Regions from separate parts of the Homo sapiens genome. Here region 2 is linked to region 1. A link is an interaction called in ENCODE POLR2A ChIA-PET data of the cell type or tissue named here. Cell type or tissue: B cell. All regions are shown on one strand. Each heading gives the region's core, and the rest is flanking DNA. Links, peaks and the distances in the headings are about the cores only.

Region 1 (7,715 bases), core at 1,338-6,337:
GTACGTGTGTGCGCGTGTCTTTGTGTGCATGTGCGTGAGTGTGCAGTACACGTGTGTACGTGTGTGCGTGTGTCTGAGTATTCCTGTGTGCACGTGTGTGCGTGTGTCTGTGTGCGTGCATATGTGTGTGAGTGTGCGTGTGTCTGTGTGTGCGTGTGTGTGTGTAGAGGTGGGAGGGGAGGCAGCCCCCCTGGATGTCTCTAGGTCACTAAGAGGTTAGGGATCTCACACGGAGTGATTCTGCCCCCCAGGGGACCCGGGGCAGTGTCTGGGGACATTTGTGGCCAACACATCTGGGGGGTGCTCCTGGCACGGAGCAGGTGGATGCCAGGGACGCAGCTCACCACCCTGCAGAGCCCAGGATGCTCCCGCCCCGGAGAACAATCCGGCGCTGGTGTCCGTATTGCTGGGTGGGAGGAGAGACCCTGGCTTAGGAGAAGGTGACCTCAGTCACCGCCTTCCTGCAGCTGAGACCCGGGAGCCTCTGGGAAAGCCGGGACTCGGCCTCCCCAGCTGGGCTGCAAGGTGAGGAGGCTTCCCGCCGACCTCAGCTTCCTTGGCCTCCAATGCAGCCCCGGGGCGCAGGGCTGCTGAGAAAGTGTCGTGTGTGGGTGGCCCGGACTCCAGCCCAGGAGCAGCAGCCATGTGGCTCTTCTTTGTGTCGGTGGAAAAAAACCCATTGGTTTGTGGAAATAGCAAATGTTTGTGACGGAAGAGGGGCCTGGCCGGCTTCAGAGACCACAGGGGCCCTTCAGGGCAGGAGGGAAACAGCCTTGGCCACGTGAACCCGGCCCAGCCCGGCCTCGAGCAGCTCAGGAAGCTGGGCCTGGGTTGGGCCCGGTGCAGGGGCGTCTGCTGACCTCGCCGGGCAAGCCCACTGCAGGGTGAGCCCCGCTAGGCAGGACGGGGCCTCCCCTAGAGCTGACAGTGGTGCAGCTCCTGGCTTCTCCAAGTGGGGCTGCCGGCTCAGCAGCAGAGCAGTGGTGGCCTAACCGGGAGACACAGAACCTGGCATCTGGGTTCATTGTGCGCAAGTCCCGGCCCCATGACCTCGGCCGGTGTAGACGCTCCGCAAGGCAGGGGCCTTTGCCTGCCTCGGGCCTCCTTGTCCACGAAATAGGAGGCTGCCGCGAAGCTGGAGGGGGCAGATCGCTGCCTGGATCTCCCTCCAGACCTTAGTGGGAGTCAGGAAAGACCACGGAAGGTGGTCCCCGTGGGCCCCCCTCGCGATCCGTGCACTGTGCATTGGAGACGGCCGTGGGCCCCCCCTCGCGATCCGTGCACTGTGCATTGGAGACGGATACGGGGCCTGGCCCTGTGCAGGGTCCGGCTTGGAACAGAGGATTCCGTTCCATGGAAAACCGCAGCTCCAAAGGCCCCAACCGCCCCGACCCCCGGAGACCAATCACCGGGGCCTGGAGACGTTCTTTCCTTCCTATTGACCTCCTGGCCCTGGGCGGCTCACATGAGACCCCCGGCCTTCCTGCCCCCCGTATACCTGTCACTTCCTCCATTCGGGGTTAATTGGTTTGTCCCCAGTTTCCACTTTCCACCTCTCCCTTTGCCCGGCACGTGGCTTACATAAAAGTAGAAATCAGAGATGGAAAAACACCGAAGTATTCCATGGGAAGGCGCCGTGCCTGGGTATTTTGTTTTTCTTGCACTGGTGTGTCTGATGGACTGGACTTTGACTGTGGGGTTGGGGCTTCCTTGTTCTGAAATGGAATAACACAAGTTTCTGGAAGATAATTTGCCCTGTTGTCCAGCAAGAGAAGCATCCAGGTCTTCTCCGCACGGATCGGTGGTAAAGAATAAAGTGGATTCTGCCCCCGTTTTCTCCGGAGGGCACGGCCCTTTCGAATTCCCATGCCTCATTTTTGGGGACAGCAACGTCGTTCTCCGATAAAAGCTGGAGGTAGCTCTGTGAGTTCCTTGTAAGTAAAAAATATGTAACCATGCTTTTCTCTTTCTCTCTCCTTTTTTAAACAGGGTGTACAGCAAGCTGTGATTCCTGGGAAAACTAAAAAAGGTATGTGGCATTTTCTCTTACTTCATGAGGTTGGAATCTCTTGTTTTTTAGAAAAAGGAACAAACAAGCCCCAGTCTTTTATGTGTGCCTGACACTTTGGGAGGTTGAGTCATCCCATAAAAGGGCTCCGGGCTCAGAGCCAGGAAACCTGAGTTCAAATCCCAGATCCCCTTTTACCAGCTCTGCCCCGTTTGGGTGGGTTCGCGTCAACTGTCTGCAGTGGAGATGACGTTCTCCGTTTTGCAGGAAGGTTGCAAAGATTAAACAAGCATATAGATACAAAAATATAAAAATAGCCAGGTGCAGTGGCTCACGCCTGTAATCCCAGCACTTTGGGAGGCTGAGGCAGGTGGGTCACCTGAGGTCAGGTGTTTGAGACCAGGCTGACCAACACAGCGAAACCCCGTCTCTACCAAAAGTACAAAAATTAGCAGGGCATGGTGGCAGGTGCCTGTAATCCCAGCTACTCTGGAAGCTGAGGCAGGAGAATCGCTTGAACCTGGGAGATGGAGGTTGCAGTGAGCTAAGATCATGCCACCGTACACCAGCCTGGGCAACAGAGTGAGACTCTGTCTCAAAAAAAAAAAAATATATATATATATATAGCATATATATTTTATACACACATATACCTATATATATGTATACACAGTGGCGTGCGCCTGTAGTCCCAGCTACTCAGGAGGCTGAGGCAAGAGGATTGCTTGAACCCAGGAGTTCGGGGTTGCAGTGAGCTATGATTGCACCACTGTACTCCAGCCTAGGTGACAGAGTGAGACCCGGTCTCTTAAAAAATATACCCAGTGTGGTGGCACGTGCCTGTCATCCTAGCATTTTGGGAGGCTGAGGCAGAAGGATCACTTGAGCCCAGGAGGTGGAGGCTACTGTGAGCTGTGATTGTGATTGCACCATGGGACTCCACGCTGGGCAACAGAGTGAGACCAGGTCTCTAAAGAAAAGAAAAAAATATATATATTATATATTATATATAATATATTATAGTTCACTGCTATAATATACTATTATATCATAGCTCACTGCAATCTTGAACTCCTGGGTTCAAGCAATCCCTTTGCCTCAGCCTCCTGAGTAGCTGGGACTATAGGTGCACGCCACTGTGTATACATATATACATATAATATATACATATGTGTAATATATATTACATATAATATATACATATGTGTAATATATATTACATATAATATATTACATACAATATATTACATGCAATATGCACATGTATGTAATATTACATAGAATATGTACATGTATGCAATGTTACATATAATATGTACATGTATGCAATATTACATATAATATGTACATGTATGTGATATATTACACATGATACGTACATGTGTGTGATATAACATTACATGCAATATGTGCATATATGTAATATATTGCATGTAATATGTACATATATGTAATATATTATATGTAATGTGCACATGTGTGTAATATAACATATTACATGTAACGTGTGCATGTATGTAATATAACATATTACATGTAACGTGTGCATGTATGTAGTATGATATATTGCATGTAATATGTGCGTGTATGTGATATGATTTATTACATGTGATATTACATATATGTAATGTGATGTTACATGTAATGTGTACATATATGTAATGAGATGTACATATAAAATATAATATATAGTATATAATATATAACATAATATATTGCATATAATATATAACATATATATTGCATATAAAATGTATATTACATATATATATGTATATATATATATGCTCAGCACCATGCTGGCATGTCAGTATCTAAGAGATGTGAGCTGAACCTGAAACCATCGCTGATCTGTTTCATTCGCGTTTTTCTAGGAATTTGTCCATTTCGTGTAGATTACCTAATTGGATGTCACACACTGGTTCATAATGCTACCGTGTTCTCTGATAATGCCTTTTATTTCCATACAGTTGGTAGTAATGTCCTCCTTTCGTTTCTGCGTGTAGTTATCTGCATCTTATTTCCTCTTTTTTTTTTTTTTTTTGGTTTTGCTTTTGGTCAGCCCCGCTAGAGGTTTGTCAATCACCTAGCTCTTTTCAAAGAACCAACTTTTGGTTTCGTCGACTCGCCAGTTTTTCTCATCTCTGTCTCGTTTATCGCTGCTCTGATCTTTACAATTTCCTTCCTCCTGCTGGCTTGGGGCTGCCTTCGTTCTTCCTTTTCTGGTTCCTTAAGGCAGCAGTCCTCAACCTTTTTGGCCCCAGGGAGTGGATTCGTGGAAGACAGTTTTTCCACAGACAGTGGGGAGGTGGGGGGGGTGGAGCCGGGAGGATGGTTTGGGGACGATTCAAACGCATTACTTTTTTTGTGCACTTTGTTTCTGTTATTATGACATTGTAATATATAATAAAATAATTCCACAACTCACCATAATGTGGGATCACTGGGAGCCCGGAGCTTGTTTCCTGCAACTAGATGGTCCCTGGGCTGGGTGTGGTGGCTCACGCCTATAACCCCAGCATTTTGGGAGGCTGAGGCGGGTGGATCACTTGAGGTCAGGAGTTCGAGACTAGCCTGACCAACAAGATGAAACCTCATCTCTACTAAAAATACAAAAATTAGCCAGGCGTGGTGGTGGGCACCTGTAGTCCCAGCTACTTGGGAGGCTGAGGTAGGAGAATCGCTTGAACCCGGGAGGCGGAGGTTGTAGTGAGCCGAGATCGCACCATTGTACTCCAGCCTCGGCAACAGAGCGAGACTCTGTCTCAATAACAAACAAACAAATAAAAACTAGATGGTCCCATCTGGAGGTGATGGGAGACAGTGACAGATCATCAGGCATTAGATTATTTCTGTTTGCTTGTTTTGAGACAGAGTCTCTCTCTGTTGCCCAGTCTGGAGTGCAGTGGCATGATCTTAGCTTACTGCAAACTCCGCCTCCTGGGTTCAAGCAATTTCCGGCTGATTTTTTGTATTTTTTAGTAGAGATGGGGTTTTATCATGTTGGCCAGTCGAGGCCATTAGGCATTAGATTCTCATAAGGAGCGTGCAACCAAGATCCCTTACATGCACAGTTCACAATTGGGTTCACGCTTCTATGAGAATCTGATGCCACTGCTGATGGGACAGGAGGCGGAGCTCAGGCGGGAATGCAAGCGTTGGGGGGCAGCTGTGAACACACAAGCAGTCAGGCGCCGTGGCTCACGCCTGTAATCCCAGCACTTTGGGAGGTCAAGGTGGGTGGATCGCCTGAGGTCAGAAGCTCGAGACCAGACTGGCCAACATGGCAAAACCCCATCTCTACTGAAAATAAAAAAAATTAGCCGGGCGTGGTGACGCATGCCTGTAATCCCAGCTACTTGGGAGGCTGAGGCAGAAAACTCACTTGAGCCCGGGAGGCAGAGGTTGCAGTGAGCTGAGATCGTGCCGTTGCACTCCAGCCTGGGGGCCAGAGCGAGACTCTGTCTCAAAATATGTGTGTGTATATATATATATTTTTTAAATATATATTTTATTTATAAATATGTATATGTGTTTTTATATATTTATAAATATATATTTGTTTATATATTTATAAATGCATATTTATATATTATAGATAATAGATAAATATATATTAATAAATACATATAAATATATTTTTATATAAATAATAAAAGATTGTATGAAAATATAATTTACCAGCACGGCAGGGCTTTTTGGCGTTCCCTAGATTTTGCCCCCAAGGTGAGTGCCGCATGGCCTCACCCTAGTCCCGGCCCCCACACAAATGACACTCAGGATGACGACGAAGACAGTGATGATTTAAAACCTGGCCGATGGCCGAGGGGTCGCATGTGCCCGTGGTGTCTGGTCTGGATCCTTTTACGTCCTTCTCCATGAATATATTCTCCATGGAGAAGTCCCTGCCCTCTCTCCTGTTTTCTGACCGGGAGACCAGACCTCCTTTGCTGGAGGTCAAACGGCCAGGGTGAGGTCCCTGGAGCCTGCCCTGAGCCCCGTCCTCTGGGACACACAAGTGCTGGCTGATGGCAGCGTGGCTGGACGGCAGGTGGCACGGAGCTGCCTGGGCAAGGCTCAGGTGTCTCCAGGCCGCAAGCTCAAGCTGCCAGCCATGTGGCCACGTGCCGTGGGGATTAGGTCCCTATGCTGCAGCATCTGCTGGGAGGGATGACAAGAGGCTCCAGCAATGACATCAGGCAGCTCTCGTCGGGCCCTGGCTAAGTCCCCTGGCCCTGTTCCCAGCAGCCGGGCCATCCCCACCACTGACGCCTCCCTGATCCTCAGCTCCCCCTACTCAGCGACTCAGCAGATACCTCTCCCGTGCCCCCTGCAGGCCAGGTCCACTGCTCCAATTCCTTTAGTTCTCCTAGGATCCCTGGGGAGCAGGGCTCATTGTCCCCATTTTATAGGTGGGGAAACTGAGGCTCGGCAACCAAAAGATGTGGCAAGGCCCGGGGGCTGGCCAGAGGCAGAGCGGGATTGGAGTCACGAGACTTGCCACAGAGCAGCTGGTGGTCCCTCAGGCTGTGTAGGCCACCTGCTCATCTGCACAAGCCCCTCAGAGCCCAGCAGGGCCATGGTCACTCTCCCTGGGGGACAGTCACAGAAGCTGGGGCTTGGTGAGGAGGTGAGCAGAGGTGGCCGGGAGCGGTGGCTCCTGCCTGTAATCGCAGCACTTTGGGAGGCTGAGGTGGGCGGAGATCACTTGAGGTCAGGAGTTCAAGGCCAGCCTGAACAACATGGTGAAACCGCGACTCTACCAAAAAATAAAAAAATTAGCCGGGCTTGGTGTTGGATGCCTGTAATCCCAGCTACCAGCTACTCAGGAGGCTGAGGCAGGAGAATCGCTTGAACCCGGGAGGCGGAGGTTGCAGTGAGCCGAGATTGCGCCACTGCACTCCAGCCTCGGCGACAGAGCAAGACTCCGTCTCAAAATAAGCCAGCAAGGAGGGTCGCCACGGGGGCTGGATGAGAGAGTGCCTCCCAGCCGCTCCTTCTGCTGCATTCTACCCACTTCCTGTGAGCCAGTCTCAACCCAAACACTCTTTCCCCATCCCACAGGGATTCTGAGAATCAGGGCACCCCAGACCCAAGGCAGCCACATTTCCCTTTTCCACTGAGAGCGGAAAGAGGCCTCGGCACTTCCTGGGGCAGCCCAGGATTTGGCCGTGTTTCTGCATTAGCAAGAAAAGGCGTAATGGAATTTGGATAGACAAGAAAAGGGGATGTAAGCGTGAGCAAAACCACACACTCCATTTCATTGTTAGAAATTCCATGCGTGTCATCAAAACCTCATCTTGGGACAGAGGCCAAGACGAACTCACTGTCACAAGGAACTTTGTGCACAACAAGTGTGCTGGCTCCCCTGTCACCCCCGCCCTCACCCCCGGCCTGCTGGCTGACCCCAGACACAGCAGCCTTGTGTTTCCTCCCTCCTGGTCAGCTGGTGCCTGGTAGCTGCAGCGGTGGTAGCTGCAGTGGTGTCTCTCCAGAAGGTTCTGGGGGAGAGACTGAAATTCCCATGCTTAGCCTTACAATGCCCCGGCCCCGTGCAAACCTCCAGATGAAAACACAGCCCCGGCCAGTGCGGTGGCTCACGTCTGTCATCCCAGCACTTTGGGAGGCCGAGACACGTGGATCACAAGGTCAGGAGTTCAAGACCAGCCTGGCCAAGATAGTGAAACCCCGTCTCTACTAAAAATAC
Region 2 (7,715 bases), core at 1,434-6,433, 510 kb after region 1:
GGCCGGGCCACCGACAGCTTCTCGGGCAGGTTTGAAGGTGAGCGGGGATGGCGGGCATTGGGGGAGCCGGGAGCGGGGAAAAGCCAGGGTCCCTCTCACGCCCGCCCCGCTGCCCGGCAGACGTCTACCAGCTGCAGGAAGATGTGCTGGGGGAGGGCGCTCATGCCCGAGTGCAGACCTGCATCAACCTGATCACCAGCCAGGAGTACGCCGTCAAGGTGGGCCCGCGCCGCGCCCTGGGGAACCCAGCGCCTTGGGATCGGTGTTGAGCGGGGGTGGAAACAGTGTGTGGCATTCCGGCTGTCCGTCCTACAGCCGGGAAGACCCGTGTCTAAAAGTGGCCACCGGGCCCTGAGTCCAGTCGGGAATGACAGTGAGGGTGGCCCCTCTGGTACCAGGGTGGGGGCTTCAGACAGAGGCACTGTGCCCATTGGGTCCCCTGGGCCGTCCCTGCCTCTGAGCTGTCCCTGAGGGTACATGACAGTTTGGTTTCAAGGATCAAAATGCAATGTCATATCCCAGGGCCCAGAGGGGCTCTGCGTTTGGGGAACCTCAGTGCAGGCCCGTGAGAGCCCCCTGTGTCACTCTAGCCCTGGGCGGCTGCTGGACCCAGGGTGTGGCCGAAGGGCTGGGAGCAGGAGCCCTGTTGAGGCTCTGGTTGTGACCCTGTGACCTTGTGGGCCGGTTGGATCCCGTGTTCCAAGAAATCTTCCAGGCTTCCCTCGTGACCTGGCATCCGGCTCCCGGGCTGGGTGGGGTCCCAGGAGGGCTGGCTGCCTGGGAAAGAGGGCCAGGTGTGCCCTGGCGAGCAGGGCTCGCCAGGAGCCTGTGGGTCCTGGTGGACGGCCAGGCTAGAGCTTTCCTCTGAGGAGAAGGAGGAAGAAGAGGGGTGGCCAACCTGGGGAGGTTACTGGCTAGGTGCTGGGACCACAGTGGCAGCAGGCAGGGACAGACACAGTACGGACGGTCCCTGCCTCCTGGGAGCCCCCAGGCAGGCCAAGGCAATGGTGCAGGAGCACTAGGCCCCTCCGGAAGCACTTCCACACAGCAGGCGTTCCTCTGAGCACAGCCCTCTCCTGGTGGCCCAGCCTTGCTTCCTGTCTTTGTTTGACAGATAGGGACACTGAGGCTCAGGGGGTTAGGTAGCCTGACTCATGCTGTGTGGCCTCTGGGGGATCCTAACTGGTGTCTCAGAGCCACCTCCCTGGTCATCTTGCCACATTGACCTGGTGTGGTCAGTGTTGGGATCTGCAGAGCCTGGGGGACTTCCTGCTGGAGGTGTTGTTGGCCACTGACGTCCGGGAGTTGGTCTGGCCAGGTGGCAGTGGGAGGAGGAGGTGTCCTGGGCGAGTCAGAGAGGCGAATCGCTGGGCCTGTGGGTCTGAGGAGCGTTGTTTCGTTCTATGGGGACTGGGGTGTGGGCCCTCTGCCCTCGGGGTCATGCTGCGGGAAGCCACCCTGGGGTCACCTGGTGCCGTGAGGCTGCTGGCTGGATGCAGAGCCCCCATGCTGGGACCTCAGAATAGGCCCCTTCCATGCCAGGAGGGGCTGCGCCCCCTCCCTGAAGCAGCATTCTAGCCAGCCACCCAAGGGACAGGACGAGGTTCAGTTTTGTCCAGAACCATCTGCAGTGCCTGCTGGGCACAGCTTTCAGCAGCGGCCTGGGTGGTGGTATTTCAGGACACCCTGGCGTCCAGTTGTTCTCTTGCCCCTCGCTGGGACAGTGTTGTCTGTCAGTATAGACATGGGACTGCAGAGGCAGGAGCCAGGGACTCAAGGGTGGAATGCCACATCCCTGCTGCCACCAGGCCATCGCACTGGGCAGGGAACCCTGGGCAGAGTGCTCATGCAGCCAGGCACCCGCCCAGTGAGAGGGGCTAACATGTCCAGCCTGGCAGGAGGGTCCCAGCAGGTGCCAGGGGAAGCTGCAGACGCCTCCTCACCCCACCTCTGTGAGTGAAGGTGGCAGGGAGCAGCTGGAGCTGCTGGGGGCAGTAGAGTGGCTTCCTGAGGCTCTGGGGCTCAGGGAGGCTGGATCCGCCAGTGGCTGGGACAGCCAACCAGGGTGGGCCCGAAACAGATATTGGCTGAGGCGGCAGGCAAGTGTCTGCCCAGGCTGGCACGGAGCTGGGGAGCAGGACTTGGTGCTGTGGCCACATGTGAGGTGGGGCCTGGTGGGCTGGCAGCCAGGTGTCCTGAGGCCTCCCTAGTTCTATGGGTGACCAGGTACCCACCCTGTGGGGAAAGAGGACTACAGCTGACTGTCTCTGGGTCAGGGAGGGTGGCCGCCCAGGGCAGGGAACCCTCACGTCCTGTGGGGGTATTTTGCAGAAGTCATAGGTCTCAAATGTGTCTCTGAGGGCTGTCAGGGTCACAGGTGGAGAGCAGCCTCCACTGGCTTTTTTTTTTTTTTTTTTTTTTTTTTTTTGAGGCGAAGTCTCACTCTGTCACCAGGATGCTGGAGTGCAATGGCGCGATCTCAGCTCCCTGCAACCTCCACCTCCCGGGTTCAAGTGATTCTCCTGCCTCAGCCTCACAAGTAGTTGGGATTACAGGCGTGTACCACCACACCCAGCTAATTTTTATATTTTCAGTAGAGACAGGGTTTTGCCATGTTGGCCAGGATGGTCTCAATCTCCTGACCTCATGATCCACCCGCCTTGGCCTCCCAAAGTGCTGGGATGACAGGCGTGAGCCCTGCTTTCTAGAGTTGCAGGGCGTTAAGTGTGGTGAATTCCAGCCGTGGCAGTGGAGTTTCTGGCCCCTTCTCGACTATGAGCGTCCCACCAACCCAGGTGCTGTGTCCTTTCGCCTGTTTCAGATCATTGAGAAGCAGCCAGGCCACATTCGGAGCAGGGTTTTCAGGGAGGTGGAGATGCTGTACCAGTGCCAGGGACACAGGTAGGTGAGCCACCCTTGCCACCGCACTGGCCTGAGCTGTCTTTCAGTGGATGAAGGGCCTGAGTGCCACATCACCCCCAGCAAGCGTCTGTAGGGCACCCAGTTTCCCAGGCCCTGCATTCCCCTCCCTGAAGCAGGCTGGCTGACAGCCCCAGGCGGGCAGTGTGAAGCTGGCCTATTGCCCCAGTCCCAGCTTCCGGTGGACAGGCCAGCACCAAGAGGGTGGGCCCCTCCTAGGCCGGGCAGCAGGTACCCAGGGGCCTCAGGAAGCCTCAGCTCCTCTCCTGCCCCCACCCCCACCCCAGGAACGTCCTAGAGCTGATTGAGTTCTTCGAGGAGGAGGACCGCTTCTACCTGGTGTTTGAGAAGATGCGGGGAGGTACCTGGGGGCTCCAGGCTGTGAGGAGGGAGGGAGCTGGGAGGTATTACGGGATGGGGGCCTAGTGCCACCTGCAGGAGGGGGCTTGTGGGGTGAGTGTCCTGCCCAAATGGTGGCTCAGGGGTGAGGCCTTTGTGCTGGAGGAAGCCAGTGTGGGGGCGTCCCCGCCAAAGTGGAGGTGGGTGCTGGCCTTGAGGGGACTTTGAGGTGACCTGCGTGTTCCCCCTGTCCTGCCCTGCCCTGCCCTGCCCAGGCTCCATCCTGAGCCACATCCACAAGCGCCGGCACTTCAACGAGCTGGAGGCCAGCGTGGTGGTGCAGGACGTGGCCAGCGCCTTGGACTTTCTGCATAACAAAGGTAGGTGGTGACCCCGCCCGGAGTCTCCTAGGGCCGCCTGCCAAGGACTCCTGGAAGACCTCCAGACCCTCACCCCGTCGTGGTTCTGTGGCTTCTCCCCCAGGCATCGCCCACAGGGACCTAAAGCCGGAAAACATCCTCTGTGAGCACCCCAACCAGGTAGGCCAGTTCCGGCAGGGTGGCCCCGCGGGAGGGGTGGACCGCGTGGGACCCCAGGCTCACGGACCTTTTGGCCCCTCCCAGGTCTCCCCCGTGAAGATCTGTGACTTCGACCTGGGCAGCGGCATCAAACTCAACGGGGACTGCTCCCCTATCTCCACCCCGGAGCTGCTCACTCCGGTGAGGGCCCGCGGGGAGGGCTGGGGGCTCGGCCGCCTGCTCTGCGGTTGCATAACCTCGCGGAGCCTGGGCCATCCAGCAGCTCCAGGCCGCGGAGCTCGGGCTTCCGCCTAGCAACAGCCGCTGATTGGTTGGGCGGGGTGTCGCGGCGGGGCCTCGAGCAGGCGCCCCAACGCGTCGGTGTTTGGCCGGGTGGGGCGGGGCCGCGGCGGGGGAGGGGCGAGCTCTGCACCTGCTGATTGGGCGGGGGCGCGTTCCCGGCAGCCGCTGATTGGTCGGGCCCGGCGGGGCGGGGTCCGAGCCGGCTGGCGCAGGTGACCCGCAGTTACCCGGGCTCGGTTCCCACGTAATGCTGGGAAACCCCGGCTGACGCGCCCCTCCCCCGCCCGCAGTGCGGCTCGGCGGAGTACATGGCCCCGGAGGTAGTGGAGGCCTTCAGCGAGGAGGCTAGCATCTACGACAAGCGCTGCGACCTGTGGAGCCTGGGCGTCATCTTGTATATCCTACTCAGCGGCTACCCGCCCTTCGTGGGCCGCTGTGGCAGCGACTGCGGCTGGGACCGCGGCGAGGCCTGCCCTGCCTGCCAGGTGCGGCGGCCCGCGCACCCTCCTCTCCTGGGCACCCTCCTCCCCCGGGCCTGCCCTGAACACCCCCTAACCCCAGGGGACCTGCCCTGCGCACCCTCTAAGTCCAGGGGACCTGCCCCCTGACCACCCCCTAACCCTCGGGGACCTGCCCTGTGTGCTCCCCAGACCCCCGGGGACCTACTCTGTACTCCCCCTAACCCCTGGGGACCTGCCCGGTGTGCCCTACTCCCTGATGCCATCCACAGGGCAGTGCCGCCCTGTCTGCCAGTTTCCCGAAGGCTTTTCAGGTTTGCCTGCCCAAGGGAAACCCCAGACAGGGTTCAGAGAGCTGAGAGGTGGAGTGAGGCCCCTGGTTTGGGGGGATCAGGCTCAGGCTCCCTGCCCGCGGCTTAAGGCTCAGCATCTGTGGCCTGTGGTCCCTGGAACCAGGTCCCTCAGAGCTGCTTTTTTGTAAATCCAGCTCCACTTGGGTGGAGCTGACTCTCCTGGTCCGGCTCCCAGCCCCCTCTGCCCCAGGCGTGCGTGGTCTAGGGCCTGGTCTAGGGCCTGGTTGGGGTCCGGTTGGAGCCACGTGTCAGTGCACAGTATCCAGGCCCTTGGGCAGGTCTAAGCTCCCCTGTGTTCTATGTCCCCAGAACATGCTGTTTGAGAGCATCCAGGAGGGCAAGTACGAGTTCCCCGACAAGGACTGGGCCCACATCTCCTGCGCTGCCAAAGACCTCATCTCCAAGCTGCTGGTCCGTGACGCCAAGCAGAGGCTGAGTGCCGCCCAAGTCCTGCAGCACCCCTGGGTTCAGGGGGTGAGTACCAGCCGCACGGGCGGCAGGAGGGGTATGGGGGCGCTGCAGGGTGGCCTCAGAGCGAGCATGGGAAGCCCTGAGGGTGTAGCCTGGACACCCTGAGATGCACTGAGGCTTGAGAGCACAGGCTCTGCCCTGGGATGAGGGGTGCAGCCGAAATCCCCACCGCCCGCCTGTGCACGGTGCCCGCTGGCCAGCCAGGCGGCTCCCAGGAGCAGCTACTCAGAGAACCTTCCTGGAGGGTGGTGGGGACCCACAGCCTGCAGCAGGCTGGAGCGAAGCGGGCAGCGAGCCCAGCTCACATAGACCCCAGCCTAGCCTGCCGTCAGTCTCAAGCCCAGGCTGTGCCTCCACCCTTCCCTGTGTGGCCTCCAGTCGAGGAGGAGTCGGGTGTTTCTCCTGCCAGAGGTCATCTGAGCTGAGCTGCCACCCCAGGGAGTGAGGATTTACTAAAAATAGAAGCTGGGGTCACTCTGTGTCCCCAGGCGAGGGGCTGGGGGCCTCCAATCTCCTTGCAGAAGCATCCAGAGACCCATGGGTTAAGAGGGGGGCGGAGGTGGGTTTGGGCTGGGAACAGCCGGGAGAGATGGGGCTTGGGGCTCTGCCCCCACCCTCACTGGGTCCTGTAACACCAGGCCTCAGCCTGGCCCAGCCTCGGGTTCCCTGGGCAGGGGGACATGGAGCCTCACCATAGGGACCTCGGGGTGGGCGCTTGGCTCCCGGGGCACCCAGGTGCACTCCTGGTCTCCGGTGGGGTCCTGGTGATGGGATGGGCATGGCATCCCTTGGCCAGACACCCCACCCAGCGCCCCAGGCGGCCCCAGCTGCTCTCCAGCCCTGCCCCCGCCCACTCTCGTTGCAGTGCGCCCCGGAGAACACCTTGCCCACTCCCATGGTCCTGCAGAGGTAAGGCCCGCAGGGGTGCTCGGGACCCCTGAGTCCAGGGGGCGGGGTTTCCAGGTTAAGACATTTGTGAAAGACCCGGAGAACTGCTTTGGGGTCGGGGAGGCAGGCAAGCCTGGTGACTCAGTGAAGCTCCCGGTGGGGCCCTGGTGCTCAGAGGAGCCCCAGGGTGGGGGCTGGGAGGGGGGCATGAAGCCCCTTCCCCCAGGGCCTTCACAGACCCCAGGGGTCCCCTGAGGGGTGCCTCTTGGTGACCACCTACCCCCACCCCGTTTCCCAGGAACAGCTGTGCCAAAGACCTCACGTCCTTCGCGGCTGAGGCCATTGCCATGAACCGGCAGCTGGCCCAGCACGACGAGGACCTGGCTGAGGAGGAGGCCGCGGGGCAGGGCCAGCCCGTCCTGGTCCGAGCTACCTCACGCTGCCTGCAGCTGTCTCCACCCTCCCAGTCCAAGCTGGCGCAGCGGCGGCAAAGGGCCAGTCTGTCCTCGGCCCCAGTGGTCCTGGTGGGAGACCACGCCTGACCCTCCCATCTCCCCTCTGTACATAGGTCACCCGTCCCCCAATCAAATCTAAAGGTTTTTTAAGCTATCGCCAGCCGGTGTCCAGCGGGCTGCCCCTCCTCTGCCTGGATTCCCAGGCACTAAGCTCAGCTGAGGGGGGTGTTTTATAGAAGGTTTTTGCTTTTGGGTTTTTTTTTTCCTGTTTCCACCCCTCCCCGTTATTTTTTCCTTTGGATGGTTAAAAGCATTGCAGGCACCCGGGAAGGTGAGCAGAGGGTAGGTGGGTGGGCTTGTCCCCTCCCCGGTCCCCCGCCCTGCTCACCTCTACTATGAAGGTGCCCCCAGGTCACCTGTGCTGCCCGCCATCTGCCCACGTGGCTTGCAGTGACTCAGGAGAGCAGGCCCACAGCGTTTGCCATCTTGCAGAGCTGGGGAGGGGCACAGGACCCTGCCCTCGTGTTCCCTCCCAGCCCGCAGTATTTCAGGGACAGGCTCTTCCCCTCTATCCCTCACCCTGAGAGCACCCCTGGTGGCTTGGTTGGGGAAGGGAGGGGCTGCCTGTCTCTGGAGGTGTCAGGCAGGCAGGTGGCAGGCAGCTCACCCACCCACCCCATGGGATCCCCCAGCCCTTCACCCGCGCCTGCCTTGTCCCCATGATAGTTGACAATCGGGGCTTCCTGCAAGGCCCGTCTGTCTGTCCAGGACTCCTGGTGGCCAGATTCGGCCTCCGACCTTGACCTTAAACTGCAGCTGACCCCAGGGGCTCGCCGCTGCCCCTCCCCTCCACACCAAGGCCTGAGACAGCAGGAGCCCCGCCTGGCCCGAAGCCGTTTCCACCGCAGCAGGCAGAGGGGCTGGACAGGCACTGTCAGCCAATGTGGGGGGTCCTGAAGACACCCCCTTGGGGCACCCGAGTGCCCCTTCTCAGGGCTCAGTCTGACCGTA

What was found. Peaks named below come from ENCODE experiments on the same cell type or tissue, not always from the same donor. Only the 100,000 strongest peaks of a DNase experiment are listed, where the experiment ranks them.
Region 2: POLR2A ChIA-PET joins it to region 1 with 5 read pairs; 3 of 35 experiments call an interaction of 5 or more read pairs at or near these places.

What each region holds. Positions count from the first base shown.
Region 1 is chr19:2,549,463-2,557,177 of GRCh38, reverse strand. GNG7 (G protein subunit gamma 7) reads left to right here. Exons shown (of 5, transcript NM_052847.3): 3 at 1,990-2,029. Among named protein-coding and RNA genes, the nearest start is that of GADD45B, 77 kb to the right of the region's middle. RefSeq lists an enhancer at 1-505. In B cell, for the core only: no CTCF peak of the experiment used is centred there; a DNase peak (open chromatin) is centred at 4,087; H3K4me3 peaks cover 703 bases; H3K27ac peaks cover 752 bases.
Region 2 is chr19:2,038,689-2,046,403 of GRCh38, reverse strand. MKNK2 (MAPK interacting serine/threonine kinase 2) reads left to right here. Exons shown (of 14, transcript NM_199054.3): 4 at 1-37; 5 at 121-218; 6 at 2,822-2,901; 7 at 3,207-3,280; 8 at 3,534-3,638; 9 at 3,742-3,797; 10 at 3,882-3,977; 11 at 4,370-4,564; 12 at 5,200-5,364; 13 at 6,227-6,270; 14 at 6,548-7,715. The coding sequence ends at 6,791. Among named protein-coding and RNA genes, the nearest start is that of MKNK2, 8.7 kb to the left of the region's middle. RefSeq lists a silencer at 3,967-4,436. In B cell, for the core only: no CTCF peak of the experiment used is centred there; DNase peaks (open chromatin) are centred at 2,233, 4,233 and 5,933; H3K4me3 peaks cover 1,339 bases; H3K27ac peaks cover 4,648 bases.